Regions from separate parts of the Homo sapiens genome. Here region 1 is linked to region 2. The links are chromatin contacts, found by Hi-C or POLR2A ChIA-PET in ENCODE. All regions are on one chromosome and are shown on one strand. Each heading gives the region's core, a stretch centred on a gene start or an enhancer-like site at or near the end of the contact. The rest is flanking DNA. Distances are from core to core; before and after follow the strand shown. Region 1 overlaps APBB2 (amyloid beta precursor protein binding family B member 2). Region 2 overlaps APBB2 (amyloid beta precursor protein binding family B member 2).

Region 1 (5,199 bases), core at 347-2,846, 40 kb after region 2:
TTTGGTGACAGTGTGAGACACTGTTTCAGACACACACACATACACACACACATACACACATACACACACACACACACAACCAAAAAAGGAAGCCATATATTAAAAATGTTGCCATAAAAAATATTGGGGACAGGGTATATAGGAGCCACAAAGACGTGGCTGCATCCGGGGGCTAGTAATAGCCAAGCTCCTCCCACTCCTAGGCCTGAGGGGTGAGGGAGGAAGCAGTTTCCAGGGGACCCTATATAGAGAGCCACCTGACAGGACCCAGGGAATATGGTGGGAAAGGATTTGGCTGAACCAAAATGGGAGCCAGTGGGCAAGACAGCCTGTTGTTAAATGGGTCAGCTTCCCAGAACACACAACACGGTGGCAGAGTAGAGGGCAGGTGGAGGATTTCCATCCTAGGGGACACCTCAGGAGTCTTAGCTGCATCCCAACTCTGTCGCTTTCCCTCACTCCCACCACCAGCCACACCACAGATGCGCACGCATGAGCGTGTACACACGCACGCTCCCAAGTACCCTCTGGTATTCTTCCATTGCTTTTCTGACCAGGACAGAGGAACTATTTATTAATTGTGAAATTTGAGGACATTTCTCATTATTTTTGTGGTATTTGATGCTATAATATTTGCAAGACAAGGAACATGTGGGTAGCTCTACGCATTCCATTTTCCATTCCTGATAAAAATTCAAAGCACGTATGTTACTGATGCTAGAGTTAAACATTTTATTTTTTAAAAGTATCATTTCTAATTGGCTGCAGAAGGAAAAATACAGTAAGCAGGACATTAAAAATCTTGGGGAACTATATTCAGTTTTGGCTATTCTGGTTACAAACAAAGCAAGCATTGAATTTTAGCCACTTCAAACAGTTTTCGTTTTCCACCGTTGAGCATGTTAAAACTGTGAAGACACAGAAGTACCATTCAGTAAACTGCTTCTTTCAGCAGCTTCTGTGATATCCCAGTACTTTGGAAGCCTTCCATTTTCTTTCAGGTACAAGAAGTTAACACCCTGAATTAGTCACTATCTGTGTATATAAAGCCAGGAGCTTTATATTTTGTACTGAGGCAGAGCTGAAGTTTTTAGATAATTTGATCTTTTAAAAATATTTGACTTTTCACTTGATTTAGGTTCTGAGAATCAAAGGTTCTACTAACAAAATGGTCAACTTGGCAAAGAGAAATATGCAGAAGTCAATTTTAGGCTGTATTTTGCAAGAGCGCGGTGCCTGTGAAAGCAGCCCAAGCTGTACGGATGGTGAAACTCATTTTTCTCCCCTACTTTTTCTGGAATCTGGCCAAAAATTAAGTATCGTGGCACATTTTCTCAACAATCTTGGCCCCAAATTGGAGGGCTGGCTCAGGGCCCCAGGGGAAAAGAAAACTCCCTTTTCCATTTATGATTATCAGCCATGTTATAAAACTTAAACATTATTTTAAGGTCAAGGAAAATAAGTCACCTTGAATTTCCCGTAAGTTTTGAAGCACTGGAACGAGGTCTGTTTTTGTTCCTTGGCTTTTGCTCATGTGTCGGTTTTGCAGCACAGGATCAGTCACGTGGTTGTGGGGCCTTTGGGGTTGAGGAGCTTCCACTGCATGCAAAGGCACTTTGTTAACACAGCGGGACCTGGGTGAGTGAGCCAGGTCCTAGGCCTGAGTCGGTTTATATAATTCTGCTCAGGAGATTGGAGGCATGAACAGATAGGTGGCCTGCAGAGAAAGAGAGAACCTCCATGGATGACAAGAGGACTGTGGAAAATTATTAAAAAATGAGAGGGATCCTGTCTTTCTGGTGGAGAGAGTGAAAACACAGCTGGCATGGAGCCAGGCCTTGAAGGATCCTGAGGAACAGAGTCACTAGTCGTGGATTTGAATGAGTTCTGTGTCTTGACTTCAACTCGTAAGCCTCCGTTTTCCTCATCTATATAATGGTGATGACATCTTTACCACCCATATCACGGTATTTTTATGAGGCTAAATTACAGCATGGAACACAAACCATAAAATACCCGAATGCTGTTACTTATTATTGTCATGAATATTATCAAATGGCATCTGTTAAATATTTATTTTTGATGCTTGTTATCACATTTGTAGTTTTCCAGGAGTTTGATCTAAAAAACACAGTTGCTGCCACTGATGGTGATTTCTTAGGCCAGCTCCACATAGGAAGGTTTTTATATGTGGTAGACTTTTTATATGTGCAGATCTCACAAATGCAGTGTGGAGTCTCTTGTTACAGTTGAGAGGAGTCTCTGGACAGGGTATGTGAAAGGCTGAGCTCCCTTCTTTAGGCAGGAATCGGATATAGTATGGTGGAGTATGTTAATGTACAGACAGACGCTTGAAGTTCTGGGTTTAAGATTGTCTATAGAACTTGGGAATTGGGACTGCGATTTTTAAGGAAAAAAAAATTGCCAACTTTTTTTTTTTTTTTTTTTTAATGGAACTTCCTAGAGCCTTTCTGGGACTTACTTTACTTGTTAGAGGAGTAGGAGGTGTGGTAAATTCCTTCCTGGGTATGTTAATTAAAATGTAGTGAATTAAGCTGGAGAACTTGGAGCCCGAAACATGTTAGTGTTGTATAAAAGGAGGAATATAAATGCATGAGATTAAGTTTAAAAAACACGTGCCACACATTTAGCTAGAGATCCTAGTTCAAACTCACTCCCCCAGTCGGCCCCATTCACACGTTTCAGTGCCACCTTCTTTGTTAAAGACGATAGGACTACACTTCTTTGGAATTAGTTTAAGAGGTAGTTTATAAGCCAGTCAAGAAAATTGACCTCATGTTCATGCTCTTAAAAAAAAAAAATCAATTATTTTTGAGACAGGCCTCACTCTGTCACCCAGGCTGGAGTGCAGTGGCATGATCTCGGTTTGCCGCAGCCTCAACCTCCAGGGCTCAAACCATCTTCCTGCCCCCTCCTCCTGAGTAGCTGGGGCCACAGGTGCGCACTACAACGCCTGGCTAATTTTTGTATTTTTGTAGAGTTGGGGTTTCGCTGTATTGCCAAGGCCAGTCTTGAACTCCTGAGCTTAATCATTTTGCCTGCTTCAGCCTGCCAAAGTGCTAGAATTACAGGCGTGAGCCACCGCGCCCGGCCAGTCTTAATTTTTTTTAAAGCATTTTTAGATTTACAGGAAAACTGAGCAGATAGTACAGGGTATCTCAATACTCCCTCACCTCCCTTTCTCTTTTTTTGTATCTTAATATGGTATGCTTGTTATAATTAAGCTATATTGATACGTTTTTATTAACTAAAGGCTATCAGATTTATTCAGCACATATAAAAAGTACCACATATAAAAACCTTCCTATATGAAGCTGGCCTAATAAATCACCATCAGTGATAGTAACTCTTTTTTTAGATCAAACTCCTGGAAAACTACAGATGTGATAACAAGCGTCACAGACACATAAATATTTAATAGATGCCATTTGATAATATTAATGACAATAATTAACAGCATTCGGGTATTTGACGGTTTGTGTTGCATGCTGTAATTTAGCCTCATAAAAATACCATGATATGGGTGGTAAAGGTATCATCATCATTTTATAGATGAGGAAAACGGAGGCTTAGAAATTGAAGTCAAGACACAGAACTCATTCAAATCCACGACTAGTGACTCTGTTCCTCAAGATCCTTCAAGGCCTGGCTCCATGTCAGCTCATTCAAATCCACGACTAGTGGCTAATTAGATCAGATTTCCTTAGGGTTTTTTGTTTTTGTTTTTTGTTTTTTGTTTTGATAGGATCTTGCTCCATCACCCAGGCTGGAGTGCGTGGTACAATCATGGCTCACTGCAGCCTTGATCTCCCAGGCTCAACTGATCTTCCTTCCTCAGCCTCCTGAATAGCTGGGACCACAGGTATGCCCCACTGCTCCTGGCTAATTTTTTTTTTTGTTTTGTTTTGTAGATACAGTTTCTCCGTGTTGCCCAGGCTGGTCTTGAACTCCAGGGCTCATGTGAGTCTCTCCCCACTTAGCTTCTCAAAGTGCTGGGATTACAGATATGAGCCACTGCCCTCAGCTAGATTTCCTTAGTTTTGACCTGAGTCAAATACTGTCCTTTTTCATTTGCCACTTTATCCCATCATGTAGAACAGTTGCCTGACACATAGTGACTTTGCACAGATGTTGTTGAAATAAAGATGCTCTGCCTGCCCTTGAGTTGGTATAATAGAGTAGGGAAGGATCAAGCCATGGTGCAAATGACACCACACTAGCGCTTAGGAATTTGGAAGCAGATGGGGCTGAGTGGGAATGAACCCTGGCCCTACCATCCACCAATCCTATGACTTGGGCAAGTCACCCATCCTCTCAACCTGTTTTCTCACCTGTGAAAAGAAGATGATAATAATTCCTAGGCCAGGCGTGGTGCCTCACGCCTGTAATCCCAGCACTTTGGGAGGCCAAGGCGGGTGGATCACAAGGTCAGGAGTTGAAGACCAGCCTGGCCAAGATGGTGAAACCCCATCTTTATCAAAAATACAAAAATTAGCTGGGCGTGGTGGTGGGCACCTGTAATCCCAGCTATTCGAGAGGCTGAGGCAGGAGAATTGCTTGAACCTGGGAGGTGGAGGTTGCAGTGAGCTGAGATTGCGCCACTGCACTCCAGCCTGGGTGACAGAGTGAGACTCCATCTCAAAAAAAAAAAAAAATAATAATAATAATAACAACAATAATAATTCCTACCTCATTGAGGTAGGGATTAAATGAAAGAACACATATGAGAGTTTCCAGACTCTGGCCTCACCCATGAGAAACTCTTAGTAAATATCTTCTTAAAGACCATGCAGGACAGAATGTGATACCTGTGATGTGAGCTGCAGAGTGTCACTGAGAGTCAGAAAAGAGGGGATCGCCTAAAGTTGGGATGGGGGGTTAGGAAAGCTTTCCTAGAGAGGGCAACATTTGTGATGGACCCAAAAGAATGGGTCTGTTCTTAACTGAGGGACAGTGATGGGAGAATAAAACACCAGGTTGAGAGACTGTATCTCACAAAGCGACAGAGGTGGGAACGTGTGAGAATGTCTTTTGGAGGAAAGAAAATCACCCAATGTAAGTGGACTATAATTTAATTTGGCAAGACAACACGACGAGAGAGAGAAAGGTGTAAGGCCATAAATGCTTTTGACAGATATATATTTCAGCTTTTCTAAAAGTTTTCAAGTATAGAAAAAA
Region 2 (4,741 bases), core at 1,169-3,668:
TTTCTTGGATTGTGTCTTCCCAGAGATAAAGACCATATCTTATTCACCTTGTTATTCCACACACCTTGCCCTTATTGATACTCAGTGGATATTTGCTGAATTGAATCAACAATTAAATAAAATTTATTATTTATTTTAACAGAGTCTTACTCTGTTGCCCAGGCTAGAGTGAAGTGGTGTGATCAGAGCTCATTGTAGCCTCAAACTCCTGGGATCCAGCAAGCCGTCCTCCCACCTCAGCCTCCTGAGTGCTGGGACCGCAGGTGTATGCCACCTTGCCCGGCTAATTTTGTTTATTTTTTTGTAGAGACATGGTCTTGCCATGTTGCCCAGGCTGGTCTCAAACTCCAGGGCTCAAGCAGTCTTCCCACCACAGCCTCCCAAAGTACTAGGATTACAGGCAGGAGCCACTGTGCCTTGCCTGTTCTCTTAAATTATTTTATGATGAGCATGTATGTGTGTCTATGTAGAGGGTGAGATAGAGAGAGAAAGAATGCATATGGGTGAGTCTAAGCTCACTTCCTTTATGCAAGGTACAATGAAGAGCGTTGTGGGGAGATAAAAAGAAAGCAAAATCCAGACTTTGAGACAGAATCGTCCCCATGGTACAATTGATCTGATTTTATCAATGAATCAATTGTTAGAAAAAAGGGAGACAGAGAGATGAATAGGAGACCTAGAGATTAAAAGAAATTTAAGAAATACTTTAACCAGTTGCTATGTGTAGACTGTGATTCAATACACAATCTATGTATAGATTGTGATTCGACAAATTGTAAAAAAAAAAAAAAAAAAGACGGGGAAATTTGAACACTGATCAGATAATTGATGTTAAGAAATTATTGTTAATTTTTATAGGTGTGTTAATACTATTGTGGTTATGCTTTAGAGTGTCTCTTAAAAATTTTATCTTTTTAAGAGATATATGCTGAAATATTTGTGGATGAAAGGATGTGTGATGCCTGGAATTTACTTCAAAGCAACTGGTGGTGATGAGGTGGGGAGAGTAGATAAATGTGGAAATAAGGTAAGATTCCCCATGAGTTAATAATCATTGAAGTTGGATGATGGCTGGCTGTATGGGGGTTCATTCATTCTTTCTACGTTTGTATGTGTTTGAAAGTTTCTATAATAAGCGGAAAAAAAATAAGGGATAGGAGACATGGGTTTTGTTTTTAAAGAATTGAAAGAACTTTACACTGGAATTTGGGAGGCTCAACATTCTAGCTCTAGCTTTCTCTCTAATTACCTGTGTGACTTGGAGCCACTCTTTCAACATTTCTGGGCTTCACCTACTCTCCTGAGTAAATAAGAAGTTGGCTGTGTGGGGTCCTCATTGTCCCTGGTGTCTGGAATGTTGTACTTTATTTTTTATTTTTATCTTTTTAGAGATGGGGTCTTGCTTTGTCACCCAGGCTGGAGGGCGGTGGCACAATTTTAGCTCACAGCTGCCTCCAATTCCTGAGCTCAAACAATCCTCCCACCTCAGCCTCCTGAGTAGCTGGCACTGCAGGTGCCTGCCACTACACCCAGCTTATTTTGAAATTTTTTGTAGAGAAGAGTTTCGCCATCTTGCCCAGGCTAGTCTTGAACTCCCGGGCTCAAGGAGTTATTCTACCTCAGCCTCCCAAAGTGCTAGGATTACAGGTGTGAGCCACCATGCCCGGCTGAATGCTATACTTTTGAGAGAGACTTTGGGCTTGGACTCAGAGATTCCAGAATAAACGAGCAGTGTCTATGAAAGTCATGGTTTCACCCAAGCTGTATATTTGCCAAATCACAATTCCAAACTTACCACGTTTTTTTTTTTTTTTTTTTTTTTTGCCAGGGAAGAGGATCATAGCTGCAGCATTCTGTAATACATGCTGTCAGTTTGAGTTGGTGTAATTTCATTCTAAAGCAAAGAGGCATCATATCATAATTAGCTGGGGTAGTCTTATCCCCAAAGTTAATGCTGTGGGTATAATGATTAAGAGGTCAGGCTCGGGAGGCCACATTCACATCTCAGCTTAACCACAAGCTGTGTCACTTGGACAAATTACTTATCTACCTCCTTCCTTAGAGGGTCGTCATAAGGATTAAGTGAGCTAATGCATGCGAGGTGCTTAGGACAGTGTCTGGCACATAGTAATGGTTCAATAAGTGGTAGATATAATTTTCATTGGCTTTATTAGTTTGATTTATATTTTGGATTTTCAGTTCTTGTAAGGCATGTTGAGGTTTAAGCACATTTGTCATCCTTAGGCCACCCTTCCTCCCTCCCTCCCTCTCTTTGAGCTAGAAGTATATTGGAGAGCTCATTGCAATGTGAGATGAAAGAGGGTGAGAGGGAGACCAGGGAAGGGAGTTAGTCACCAAACACAGCCTCTTAGAGGTCATCCTGTCCCACCCTTCTCTTGGAGGCTGATGGATTGAGTCGCTGAGGGATTTGCCCAAGGCGGCCAAGCCCAGGGCATTAGTGGTGGAGCCGTATCTTGAACCTGGGTCTCCTAACTGCTGGTTATGTCTGCTGCAATCTTCAGCTCCCTGAAGTCTCCTCTGTCATTCTGATTGCTAACTAGAGTGCATTCTGGAGAGAAAATTTCCCTGCGTCTGGTTTATCTAATATTTAAAAAGTCATCTCTGTTAAGGAATCTCTGGTCATGTCCTATCATTTGCAGGGAGTGAAATGGGAATGTGCATGGTGTTCTTCAAGCACTCTGACTAATCACTTCATAAGCTATGGGCTTCCGTCATTTCCTTTCCAAGTCCTGCTGATCCCAGGCCCTTGTCTTCCCTGTCCAGGCCGGCAGCACCTGTGAGGCCCCGCACCCGTTCCTTACAGCCAGCTTGCCCTGGGCCCTGGATCACTGCATTACTGTTGTCTGAATCACCTCCGTGGCCTTGTTTTTCATCCTTGATGTTTTCCCAAAAGCATTGTTTCTCCAGTATCCGCAAAACAGCATCCTGTGATGTTTTCTTCTTCTTCTTCTTCTTCTTCTTCTTCTTCTTCTTCTTCTTCTTCTTCTTCTTCTTCTTCTTCTTCTTCTTCTCCTTCTCCTTCTCCTTCTCCTCCTCCTCCTCCTCCTCCTCCTCCTCCTCCTCCTTCTCCTTCTTCTTCCTTTTTTTTTTTTTGCCCTTAAGCCTATTGCTTCCTTCCTTAATGTTATTTCTTGCTTGCTTTCATTTTCTTTGGATGCTTCTATTTATTTTCCATTCATTAAGCTGCAAATAGGATTACAAGCTTCTTTTACTTATTCCAGGGATGAGATTGCAGTTTATAGACTATTCACATCCCTTTGCTTTTTCTGCAGCTTAGAGGCACTTTATAGCTCATGAAAATTTCCTAGTAAGGGAAAAGTAATATCTCTATAAGAATTGACAGATTACATAGTGATTTTATCAACAAGATAGGATACTAGGCCTAAGAGTTGAAAAGGTTAGATATAATCCTGGGTTTGAATTTGCATTCATAAACTGTAGTTCTTTGGACAAGTTATTTTTACCTTTTTCCATTTCAGTTTTCTCATCTGAAAAATGGGAATGTTAATACTCATCTCTTTGGGTTGTTGTCTTGGCAGATTTACTGAAGGAGTTAAGTAAGTCGGCTAATATTACTGTGTATATTGTGATCTTATTTGCGCTTCATAGAAAAATAGCCCTTTTGAGGTAGATAGGGTTATTTTCTCCATTTTTATCTGACTTTATATTAATTCATCTGTTCCCTTCCCTTCTTCCTTCCTGTTTCCTATCAGAGAGAGAGAGAAAGAAAAAGAGAGAGATAGAGAAAGGGAAAGGTCGATTTAAGGCTAATACATTTCTCTTGTACAGATGCAGCATTAAGGCCTAGTGAGTTTGAGACTTGCCCTACAGTCCTCTCTTGGAGGAGGTGGCAAGGTGGGAGTGGAGAACTCCTTCCTACATCTTTAAACTTCAGGTCTGATTGTGGTTCAGTACAACCTGAGAGGACCTGAGGGTGAGGTGGGGTGGGTGTAAAGCTACCCTTTTAGTCAGTTTCATGTCCTTGATTTGGAACTGTGTCCGGGATTCCTGAGCCCAGGTCATAGACTAGGAGGCAGGGTGGTGCAGGAGGCAGACACACCTGGGATGGAATCTCGGCTATGCTAGGAACCTCTCTGCTCCTCAGTTTCCTCATTTGTATAGTAACCGTGCTGTGGGGTGACCTTGAGAAACGGGACAGATGGGTAAAGGGCCTGGCATGTAGTAGGTGCTCAATCGATATTAGTTCCTTTTCTAGTTTAAAATGTATTTCTGGTTTGTGCTACAAAAAAAATCCTGCTAAAAGAATTTCAGGCAGCAGCATACAGGTTGCAGAGGCATTTTTGTGGGCAGTGATACCCCTCAACACCCTTGAACTATTCCCATCCTCCTGGGAAAGACCTGTCTTGTAGAGTTGGGACTTGCTTTCAACCAGTGTTTCTCACCTCCATGTGTGCATTAGAATGACATTGCTTTGTCAAAATACACATTTTGGGCTCCAAACCAGACCTGTTGCCCAGACATGTACCTTTTGGAAAAGTTTTCCAGATGTTCCTGATGCCACTGTAGCATAGAGCTACTGCTTTCAACAAACCAGAATGACTTCTTAGTGTGTCTAAAATATGATTCCGTTTGGGCATAGCCTCTTAGACATAAACTCTTAGAGAAATAGGAATCCTTTTCTGAGAAAAGAATATACTCTTTTCACCTCTGACTCATTAATGGGAAATGGATGTAATTTTCATAGTAATAATAGCCAATT

What was found. A loop is a pair of places that touch in the nucleus more often than their neighbours do. ChIA-PET counts read pairs that join two places held with the same protein, here RNA polymerase II (POLR2A). Pooled maps may share reads with other maps.
Region 1: a loop to region 2 is called in a pooled map, with 8 times the contacts of the local background. The contact joins two enhancer-like sites. A Hi-C loop is called at or near these places in 5 of 168 maps with a recorded cell type or tissue (Caco-2, HepG2, MCF 10A and 2 more) and 3 of 50 pooled maps. POLR2A ChIA-PET finds 5 or more read pairs at or near these places in 6 of 52 experiments (AG04450, HEK293, HepG2 and 3 more).

What each region holds. Positions count from the first base shown.
Region 1 is chr4:41,116,773-41,121,971 of GRCh38, reverse strand. The region is part of intron 2 of APBB2 (amyloid beta precursor protein binding family B member 2); the gene reads left to right. Among named protein-coding and RNA genes, the nearest start is that of APBB2, 95 kb to the left of the region's middle. Within about 2 kb of position 1,596, at least 19 of the 41 ENCODE cell types and tissues checked have a DNase peak (open chromatin) inside an H3K27ac peak, as active enhancers do; they include endothelial cell of umbilical vein, where a contact is called at or near this core.
Region 2 is chr4:41,158,253-41,162,993 of GRCh38, reverse strand. All of the region lies in intron 1 of APBB2 (amyloid beta precursor protein binding family B member 2), which reads left to right. Among named protein-coding and RNA genes, the nearest start is that of APBB2, 54 kb to the left of the region's middle. Within about 2 kb of position 2,418, at least 6 of the 41 ENCODE cell types and tissues checked have a DNase peak (open chromatin) inside an H3K27ac peak, as active enhancers do; they include endothelial cell of umbilical vein, where a contact is called at or near this core.